2 separate regions of the Homo sapiens genome follow, and region 1 is linked to region 2. The links are chromatin loops, found by intact Hi-C in ENCODE. Cell type or tissue: IMR-90. All regions are shown on one strand. Links, peaks and the distances in the headings refer to the core of each region. The heading gives the core; the rest is flanking DNA. Region 1 overlaps LINC02508 (long intergenic non-protein coding RNA 2508). Region 2 holds the start of LOC124900838 (a long non-coding RNA gene).

Region 1 (5,387 bases), core at 174-5,173, 420 kb after region 2:
AAAAGCTTTTTGTGTGTCTGACAAGAAGTGTATTAGGCTATTTTTTTCTTTCAAACAATGCTTATTACTTTACTGGTCATGGTTTATTGAAACTGTATTAGGGATACTGCAAGTGAAATAGTTCACAAGGTATGTAGCACTTAGTAAATATTCAGGATGCTTTGATTTTACTCTATTATTGGGATGAGCTAGAGGAGGGGGCTGGAGAAGGGGAAATAGGAAAAAGAGAAGAGTGGAAAAGGTCAAGGTTCTTCGTGGCTGTAAAATATTTCCTGTGCTGATCCTTTCCTTCGAGCTGAGAGCTGACCCCTGGCTGTCATGCGTGGACTGGCAGCCTCTTCACTCTCAGCCTTGAGGCCTCCTCTTGAGAGTCAGAAGCTTCTAATTCACAAGTCTGAAACACAGGCTTAGGGCTAATGCACTGATGGTGCAACTGGCTCCTAGAAAATATATCTATAAATTGCATTTTGTATATAATTACATATCAAATTTGTAACTTCTAACTGCTCACTTTTCAAAAAAAAAATGTCATATCCTCTCTGGTTTTTTATTTTATTATTTTTTTTTTGACAGAGTCTCACTCTGTCGCCCAGGCTGGAGTGCAGTGGTGTGATCTCGGCTCACTGCAAGCTCCACCTCCTGGGTTCAAGCAAATCTCCTGCCTCAGACTCCCAAGTAGCTGGGACTAAAGGTGCCCGCCACCACGCCCAGCTAATTTTTTGTATTTTTAGTTGAGATGGGGTTTCACCATGTTAGCCAGGATGGTCTTGATATCCTGACCTCGTGATCCGCCCGCCTCGGCCTCCCAAAGTGCTGATATTACAGGTGTGAGCCACTGCACACCGCCCGCCGTCCTGTTTTTAATATAAGTATTTTCATTACTATACTCTGGAGTACCTGGAATATAGATTCTAGTTTTTCCACAGGCTTTTCAACAGACTGAAGAATTGAAAGATTTTACACTCATATTGTTATTTATTTGAATATGCACAAGAAACAGTGAGTTTTCGTTCTCATAGTGTGATGTGAACGTATAAATACTGGCTGATTTACTTGATATTACTATTTTTAATTCTCCTTAAAATATCTTGGAGATTTTTCTCTTCTGATGTTATAATGATATTAATTTATGGCAAAAACATTTTTTCAGTATTGCTTTACTGAATATAAACAACAAAATTTTAAAGACCAATAAATACAAGTAAAAGCCCCCTTTTCTAATTCCGTAAGGCACGTAGCAGGCATTGTCCTTGACCACACTGAGTCACAGCACTGTGTCCTCTTGTGGGTAGTCACATCTGATACTGAACCACAGCACTGCGGTCTCTCATGGGTAGTTAAACCCGGGTGTCCAGTCAAATAAACACGTTTATTTTTAATAACATTACTTTTCAGGGAGCTGTAAATAAGACAGAAACATTTTCTTTAAAAATTTTAGAAGAAGGGGCAGGTGTATGTGAACATGTATGCTTTTACAACTTGCAAAAAAAAACTATATGGAATTTTTTTTCACTACTGTAGAAGTAAAAGTATCCTAGATTTGGGTGGTGATACAGTTTCATCCCCATCCTGAAAAAAGTAGAACTTTTGAAAGAAAAATATGCATCCCATAGACCTCAAATGTAAAGTTGGTGTTTAATAATACATGCAATTTCTCTACTATTAAAGTTTGATATCTGGAGCTAATACGCTCATTCCTGAAGGATTATTTTCCCAAAACACATTGGGGCCAGTGTTCGGTTCTGTGTGTAAGGGTCCGTCCATAGTGTGTTTCTCGCAATTCCATCCAGTCACCTAGTTAACAGACCAGACGGTTTCTGAGGCAACTATTCTTTCCCTTAAATGAAACATGTACCACTATTTTACAAGCTCTTATCAGATACTATGGGATGTGATTTGCTTCAAGCTGTGAGGCAAATCTGGCAATCCAGTTAAAATCAACATGAAAGTTTGTAAAACAATTTGTGGTCAGCAGTGAAAAGTGCTGGGTTGATCTCTAAATGAGTAAAAATGTTACCCATGAGGGCAAGAAGTACAGGATAACGTACAGATAATGTTCTGTTTTTTTTTTTTTTTTTTTTTTTTTTTGCATCTGCCAGCGGGTGCAATTTTAAATAAATTAACCCAGCACTCCCATGAATGCCACGGGTATTGCAGAACTTGTATTTCTAATTTTCATTCATTAGCTCACCTTTCTTAGCTTTGTTTTTATAATACATAACTTGGCCAAGATATTATTAGGTTTTAGTTTCTTAAAATGTATTTGTTTTTAGACCATCCTCACTAGGTGAAGAATGTTGTCTCTCAGTCTCCAGGCTGGGCCCCACACACACACCCAGAACGTATGTGAGCCTCTGAGGAGCAATGAGTACACCACTGTGACTCGTTACTGAGTTGGCCTACTCACTGCTTCTTTAAAATTGCCCTTGACTTTCGGAACAACATTCTTTTAAAGTCAGCTATTTATTTTCCACAGGGCTGGTGTGTGCTACTGTATATTTTAGCTTCCATCTTTTCATCATTTACTCACAAGGCAACCCATCATCTAAAATAATACAATTAAGCAAAGGCTCAGCCAAAGAGTGAATATCCCTGTATGGGAACGCTGGAAAACTGGCCAGCAAGATTTCCCCAGAGGTGTGCATAGCTCACTTGAATTCTAAAAGTGTTTCAGCTAAATTACATAGGTGCCAACGTTAAGGTGAAAAAATAAGATCTTACACAATGATATATTTTAAATCTATATCATATGGATTCCTCATGTTAGCACAAATAAGATGTTACTTGTCATCGCTAAAGAACAGAGGTGACAACAATAACAAGTACTTTTATATTTATACTTGTGAAGCTTTAATTAAATTCTAAAAATTAAAGCTAAGATCTCATTCCCATGAGAGATCCAGTCATAGCATAAGGATGCCAAGTGTTACCCTATCCCGATTAACTTTACCAACAGAATTTGAGGAATCCAGGCTTAATATATTTTAACCACGATTCTCTGCTGAATGAACCTGGTTGAGCTGTTTCTACTTCTCCGAGGCTTGGTTCGATGTCTTTGGCAAATAGCCCACTCCTGTAGCTGTGCCAGTTGGAATGTAAAAGTTAAGCCCATTGGCCTTTTTGCTGACCTGTTATTAAAGCATTTGATGTAAGTTTCAGCCACTTCACACACTGTCATCCAGCCCTTAAGGAGTATTGAGGTAATCTTTTACAAAAATGAAGTAACAGGAGATGTCTTTTCATGCATAATACATTATGCTGGACCTTGCAGACTTCAACCCAGGATATCTCAGCCACTGATAGGTGCCAATGACAGAACTCGAAGATACTACCTCAGTCTACAGCACACGCTGCTTATATCTTTTCACTTTGTAGCTGGAAGTAGCCTTTTCCAATGGCTCCAAAGTCTGCTGATTTGCAAGCCACACTTGCAGGTGAATGCTGCAGCTTGTCTCAAGTCCTAGGGACTTGCCTCCCAAATGTAATCTTAAATAAAACATGAATCAAATTTTGTAAAGAGTTTATAAAGCAGCCCAGCCAAGTTAGCACAACTTAGTTTTAAGAGGCATTCCAATACTTACATGGTGCTTGTGGAAAAAAATCAATGTGACTTAAAGTCAGAAACCAACCGCACCATTTCTCACTGTTCTTTCCCATCGAATTCTTCACACCTGTTTGTTCAGTTTGGTTTCGGTTGTTCGGTTTCTTTTGAACTTCTGTTGTAGCATATTGTTTGCTCAGCATACTATTATTTTTCATTTTTCAGGAACTTACCTTAAATAGACATCTTTTTAATAAGCATTGTATATATATGATGGTCCCAATATATGTTGGTCTAGTCCAATATTATCCCAAATGTCATATTATGGATTAAATCAGTTTCCCTGGATTGACCAGTACACTAAGCCATCATGTATGACATTGTTTCTTAAGGAAAACCTGCCGTGAATTCAAAAAGATCCAATTTTAAATGGAGTAGTGGAGATCCTAAGTCTAGGATCCTTTATTAATGCCATGTTCCCTCTTTGCAAAATGCTAATTACTTCATATGGGAAGCCTGTGTTTGCTTAACTTTCTGTTAAGTTTATTTATTTAATTTAATTTAATTTTTTTTTCAGATGGAGTCTCACTCTGTTGCCCAGGCTGGAGTGCAATGGCACAATCTCAGCTCACCACAAGCTCCGCCTCCTGCGTTCAAGTGATTCTCCTGCCTTAGCCTTCTGAGTAGCTGGTATTACAGGTGCCTGCTACCATGGCCAGCTAAGTTTTGTATTTTTAGTAGAGACAGGGTTTCACCATGTTGGCCAGGCTGTTCTCAAACTCCTGACCTCAAGTGATCTGCCCGCCTAAGCCTCCCAAAGTGCTGGGATTACAAGCATGAGCCGCCGCACCCGGCCTCTGCTAAGTTTACAACCTGCAAATTCTATCCAAAATATATACATATTTTCTTGTATTTTTCATTTAATGCACCAAAATAAAAAAAAAATTGTTTTTCATTTTCTGCTGGTTATTACTTAGAGGCTAGATTTATTTTGTAAACTATGCCCTAAATTGTTCCTTTGACTATTTTTAAGTTTATCTACCTACTCTGAAGTGTGGAAGGTGAGAGTAATGAATTGGCCCAGGTGAAATCTAATCATAGATAATAAAGCTGCTGCTAATAAAAATGCTCAAGTAACCCTCAAGCTAAGTAAGACTCTGCCCCCAGCAAAAATAGAACTTTAAAACATGCTATGCTACCATTAATAGGAAAAAAAAATGTAAATTCATTCAAAAAGTTTAGTAAAGGAAACTTTAAATATTTTCTGAAGAACTCAAAAGGAATAGAAGCAAATTGTATAATCAAAATTCAGGATATGACTATTTAAGAAGTAATCAACTGAGCTTGCAAAACATGTATTGTAGTTTAGAGATTTTTGCAGTTTTTGCACTTTCCTACATTTCTTAAAATAAATATATAAACAAATAAATGTACAATTTCAAATTGTGATTGTTAGTATGAATATTTTAAAAGATGAAAAAAGAGCTTAAGGAAGTGTGATCTTCCCATGATGGCCTTTGCTGGCCACCCAAACTAAGATTTAATTCTCTCAATCTCACACATCCATCGTTCTTTTCCTTTGTAGTGTAGGTAGCATTTATACTCATATATTTTCCTGTTAGTTTATCGCTTGTTGGTAGAATATAAACTGCAATACGACAGGAACCATGTCTATATTATGTGTCTTCCAACGTCCAACACTACAAAATGCCTGGCACAGTAGTGGATCAAGAAAAATTATTGAGAAAAAAATGGTGGAAAGGAGCCCAGACTAACCTGCAGCTCCCACTCAGACAGACAGAGCCGCCTATGAAGACTGGCATCATGAACTTCTGCTCCAAGAACT
Region 2 (5,387 bases), core at 105-5,104:
GAACTCAATTAGTCCAAACTATAAACAACCCCATTTAATAAATAATTTTTATTATAAAAGCTATAAATTCATGAATCTGTCTGATAAAAATTCTTGACTAATGTGAAAGATCACCCTTTAAACTGTGCTATATCCATGTTATTTCAACTTTGTGTGAAGTTACCCAGCTATTAGTTTATATAACATTTCTGGTTTGGGATATCTACCTTGTAAAAATTCTTCAAATATATGAAAACAATTCTTATCTTCTTTCTAGAGTAACATTATTCAACTCTCAACATTACTGTGGTCAACTCTTATCATTTAATGTGAATTTAATGGATGACAAACTTGGCAGACGTGTCTCTCCCAAGGTGTCAAACTCAGTCTTACTAGTCTGCCACGGAACTTGAGGAGACGAAACAGAGGGGCCGTCTCCCACGCCATGCTGTCTTACAGCTTCTGAGGATGCGTCTTCCTGATGCCTCTGCTTCAGTTTTCACTCGTGCTACTTCTATCCATTTCAGCATCAATTGGTTCCTAGATTTTCGGATTTAATAATTCAGTAAACATTCAAAACAAAAATTAGGATATCAAACAGGTTTTCTGATTTTTGATTTTTAAAGTCAGAATACTAAAATTCACATTCAATTCCTCTCACTTAATATCGCAAAGTGTCTATTATCTATCTTTATTTTTCTAATTTTACTATTGGCTAAAAGACAATTGTTTTTTCCAGGGAGAGGGGAACATATTTGCTCCCTTTTATGTATGTTATTTTTGTTTTCTTTCACACTAGCTTTTTCTTGTTTATCCTTTTTCTAGCAAACAACGTCTTGCTTTTACTCTTCCATGAGAAACTTTTCCTGTCTTACCAGTTTGCAGACTCCCTCCCATGGTGCTTCTCATAGCTGCAGCTATCATAAATAAACAGCTTTATTTATTTATGAAACAGCTTTCATAAATAAACAGCCCCAACTGAAACTCACTTGTTACTGTTTAAGTAGAAAATCTTGGTACTTCTGGAACATATAACGTAGCCAAAATTAACATAAAATAGGTAACACAGAAGACTGGTAGAATGCAATGTTCCAGGAATGTGTATTTTGGGGATATTACAGTGTCCCTGTCTATATATTCAGAATATGCTGTATATTCAGATGAATATAAATGAAAGTTTCGGTCAGTCGAATTTTTGTTAGTCCACGTTTAAAAAGACCAGGGTATCAAGACTTTGGGAGTTGTTATTTAAGCAGATTAGCAAATTCAGTTAGCCAAATATTCAGTAACTTCAAACTTTCTCCAGTTGCACTGAGATTACCTGTGCTAGAGAAACATCAACACTTTTATCTATTATTCCAGAGCTGCAGAATTCCAGGGAAAGTTTAAATGTTTATCATAATATTATTCACCAAACTAATACTATAAACTTCCACACTTAATTCTCTGCCTTTATAGCCCATGAGTTGCCTTTCAGCAAACCGTGCTACAATGATATAGAGTTATTTACATCCGCTTAAGCCTATCAAAAGAGCCTCAGACATTTTGTTCAGTTTGACTGATAGAAAAGCCTTCATCTCAGCACTCCAAAAATATTATTGTGCACACATCTCCCCAGGGCATGTTACTATATGCTGCTAACAAAACGGTAAATAAGGTAGTTAAGGGGCTGTATTGGTCAAGTTTCTATTTTGGAGAGGGAAATATGCAACACACCAGGAAAAAATTAGAGAAAATAAATAGAATAGTTGCGAATTACAGTGAGTTGTTGGAATCAAATAGATAGGTAGGCCTAATTTCTATTGCAGTGTCGACATGTGAGCTGAGAGCTGATGGATGAGAAGCAGCCAGACAGGCTGCCTTCAGGGGAAGAAGCCAGAGGTGCAGAGGTGCTGATGACAGAAAGGGGTGGGGACTGACCTGCGAGATGGTAAATGCAGAGGAGCACGGAGAGAAAGAAGGCTGGGTGCCACGGAAAGTAGGAGCACTCACTGAACAGAGGCTTTTAGATTAGGAGAGTCTCCTTTGAAGACCTTGGCTCACGTCACTGGGTTTATGACTCAGAAATAGCTTCTAGAGCATTTGCTATGTTGAATGCCTTTAGGAACTTGGAATGTATGGAAGAGACATTTAAGAATGAGAAGAGTGTTTTCGGGCGGCAGTTCAGTGCCTTCTGTCCTCAAGGTTCACAAATGAGCTGTCAATGTGGGCTCTTCCCATGAGGTTTAGTTTACAAGAATCTGCAAACCACAGCTGAAACCCTGTGTAACGATCAAGCACAACCCGGGCATTTGAATTTCTGTTATGAAGCCCTCATGGTTTATTTAAACAGTTCACACTGGTTTATTTAACCACAAAAACACAAATTGTTGTAGGGTTTTAGAACTGTACATTTCTTAAGGGTATTATTTAAAGAAAAAATATAATGAACAGTGTTTGAACACAGGAATTTCTATAAAGGTAAGACAAGTGTTGTTTTCCTTCCTTCCTCTCTCTTTTCTTTCTTTCTCTTTTCTCTCTTCCTTTCTTTCTTTCTGTAAAAGATACTTACTATCGATTTATAGTCAGTAAACACGCTTTAACATTTTAGTAAGACATCATCAAACAGCAAATGGGCAAAATACAGTTGTAGAAGAAAATACGTCCTTTATTTGAATATATGTCACCAAAATAGAATAAATGTAGAATGTCTTCCCTGCCCTGCTTTTCTCCTTCTCCACGACAGGTGGCGCTCCTGAACTACCACAGGATGCGCGCGTTGCCAGGCCGCGGCTCCCCTGGGGCCACGTTGCGAGTGTGCAACGTGGTTTCAGTTTGGCATTCTCAGAGAATAGCTGAGACTGGATTTAACCAACTAGTGTTTATGTCACAATGTCCAGGGGAGTGAGACTGCGGTTGATAGGAAATGTGTTTATTGATATTGTCAAGAATCTGGCCAGAAACCCTATCATTACAGATCACCAGACAATGAACACTCACACAGAATGTTGTTCGAACGTTGCAATCATAAAGGAAAAGGAATCCGCTTAGCGTTTTAAATTTTAGGTTTGGAAACTTCTTAGAAATTTCTTTGAGCTGTCGAATCCAGTATCTTTGCTAAGAAGCTAGAAGTATCACAAAAACTAGTTTTTGAATGACTTTTTTCCTCAACTCCATTTATTTTTAAAAATCTTGAAATATCCACATATTATTTTCCCCTTTTTCCACCATTCAGCGATTTAATAACATACATTTGATTCAAAACATGTTTGCATTTTACACTGACATTGTAACTAAATAAGAGATTGGCTGTTTCATTTACAGCCAAGTAGCTCTGCTGTGTTCAGGTGCAATTGTCACAGGTAAAGTGTGTGCCATAACCAGGGCCACTCACAGTTCAACGGAACCAGGGAAAGAGGCAAACACGTTCTGTGACCCAAATGGCAAATCCCTAAGGAGAGCTTGCTGATGAATTAAAATGGCATTAAAACTGGACCCAAGAAATTGGACTGAGAGAGAGTTTCAGTGAGACAGACCTCAGGAAATCAGGAAATTCAGGTGATTATAGAAATCCCAGGATGTCTGAGCACTGATGCTTCCAGGTATTCACCTGCTCCATCATATTCTCCCTCTTAGTTTCTCTCGGTTTCTCCCTTTCTTGGTTTCTCTCTCTCTTATTCGGTCACTAATAAGTTCTTACACAATCTATATAAGATGATGTTTGCCTTCCAGGTAATGTTCTACTTTTCTATTTTCAAAGTTCCACGTCTCCTAATACAGCAGATTGAGGAAATGAATATTTGCCTTCTCCATTGTTTAAATGTCCACTCACTTTTTCATAAACTACTTCCTTACATAAACTGTTCTCTGCTGTGTGGTCCCCTGCTAGCCAATGCCTACAGGCTGTTTGTGCATTGTGTCTTTTCTTATTATACAATTATATTTAGTGTCACATTCGAGGATCTTGAGTGGTTCTAGTTAATCAGCCTTCCCCCAGGGGCGACTTCTCCCCTGCAGCTCGATTCTTGTCATAGATGAGCCTTAGACACCGTCTGATGCTCAAGCACTTTCTTCTGGCAGTGCCCTTACAGGAGGGTTAGTAGGAGTCGGCTGTGGCATGGGCCACACACAGTCGGGGTCAGAAGACTGACTAACCAGAGGACTTCCAGCCAGAGACCATTTTCAATATTTGGGGGACTCTTCCTCCTTCTTACACCTGTATTCAATCCAGGTCAGTTACTAGGGCTTTCTTTTGTGAAGAGGATTTCAGCCATTCTTTAAGGGTAAACTTTGTTTCAAGGCTTATGAAATTGGCATCTGTGCTGAGGTGGCCTTGTCTCTAGGGCAACAGGGGTTTTAGGTCCCCTTGTCATAGAGTTCTGGTAACCCCTGGGCCAGAATTGGAAATCCCCAAGCCAGGTGACATTAAGTTGCTAAGTGATACATAGTGTAGGCACTGTGAGATGTCAAGGTGGCCTTATGGCTGTCATTAATCTTATAGCCACGATATGTCTGTCTCTTATAGTAGACTACACATAGTCGTAACACTTCATCACATTCATTGTACTTACTCCTTTGTCTAATTTTCTATATTGCTTTCTATTGAATTAGTGCCTGAGGGCAGGGACCACATTTAGTGTTTACTGTTGTTTCCATAGTGATACTCAGTACAGTGTCTGGCCCATTGGAGGTACAAATCGGTCTTTGTTTAATTTAAATCTTGATGAATTAATTGCAGAAAATTCAGCAGAACACGTGTGAGGCTCTTCCGAGAGCAGGGGTCCATTCAACTGCATAGGCTGCATACTCGCGATCCTGCACTACTTCTAATAAACTAGAAGTGTTTACTGCAAAGCTCTCCTCGCTGAAAAATTTCAAGTAGTTCTTCTCAGCGACATAAAAACAAATCTGCTTAAACAACAGGATGTTTGCCAAATATGTGCTACTACTTTTCTTTGCTTTCTGGGCTCTCCATAGAGTCCACAAATACTGGCCGTTCATTTGTAGAAATGAAACTTCAGAGACTCACCTTCTGCAACGGCTACTTCTAAACTTGACATAATGTGTTTTTCAGTTTGATTATTAATGACTTTCCCTATCTCACACCTTTGAAGTTCAGCGTTGTCAGTCACCCTGGCATCATTTCTAAATGGAACGTTGGATGTTGAATCTTCTGAGTAAGTGTTTGCTTGTGCCATGTCACTGATTATCTAGAAACATAATGTTCTTGTGAAATAGATTTTCAGAAAACTAAAGCAATCATATAATAGATATTCAATAATAAGCAAAAAAGGAGAGTAAAAGATCATATAGTTTACATGAAATGATGTCTTAATGTATACACTGTTCTTTAAGCTTGGGGAAAAAAACCTGCTCTCTTTTTTCTTCACTTTTTTAAAAGAAGTATTTAGAGTCCAGCCATGCTGTCT

What was found. A loop is a pair of places that touch in the nucleus more often than their neighbours do. Peaks named below come from ENCODE experiments on the same cell type or tissue, not always from the same donor. Only the 100,000 strongest peaks of a DNase experiment are listed, where the experiment ranks them.
Region 1: it touches region 2 in a loop (2.3-fold over the local background); 4 of 110 quality-filtered maps call a loop at or near these places.

What each region holds. Positions count from the first base shown.
Region 1 is chr4:188,776,783-188,782,169 of GRCh38, reverse strand. The region is part of intron 1 of LINC02508 (long intergenic non-protein coding RNA 2508); the gene reads right to left. LOC101930028 (a long non-coding RNA gene) reads left to right here. Exons shown (of 4, transcript NR_188358.1): 4 at 4,119-4,496. Among named protein-coding and RNA genes, the nearest start is that of LINC02508, 2.8 kb to the right of the region's middle. RefSeq lists an enhancer at 1,139-1,308. In IMR-90, for the core only: a CTCF peak has its summit at 320; DNase peaks (open chromatin) are centred at 2,379 and 3,069.
Region 2 is chr4:189,199,775-189,205,161 of GRCh38, reverse strand. LOC124900838 (a long non-coding RNA gene) reads right to left here and starts at 2,017. Exons shown (of 2, transcript XR_007058428.1): 1 at 1,900-2,017; 2 at 281-519. In IMR-90, for the core only: a CTCF peak has its summit at 2,705; DNase peaks (open chromatin) are centred at 2,101 and 2,871; H3K4me3 peaks cover 996 bases; H3K27ac peaks cover 1,064 bases.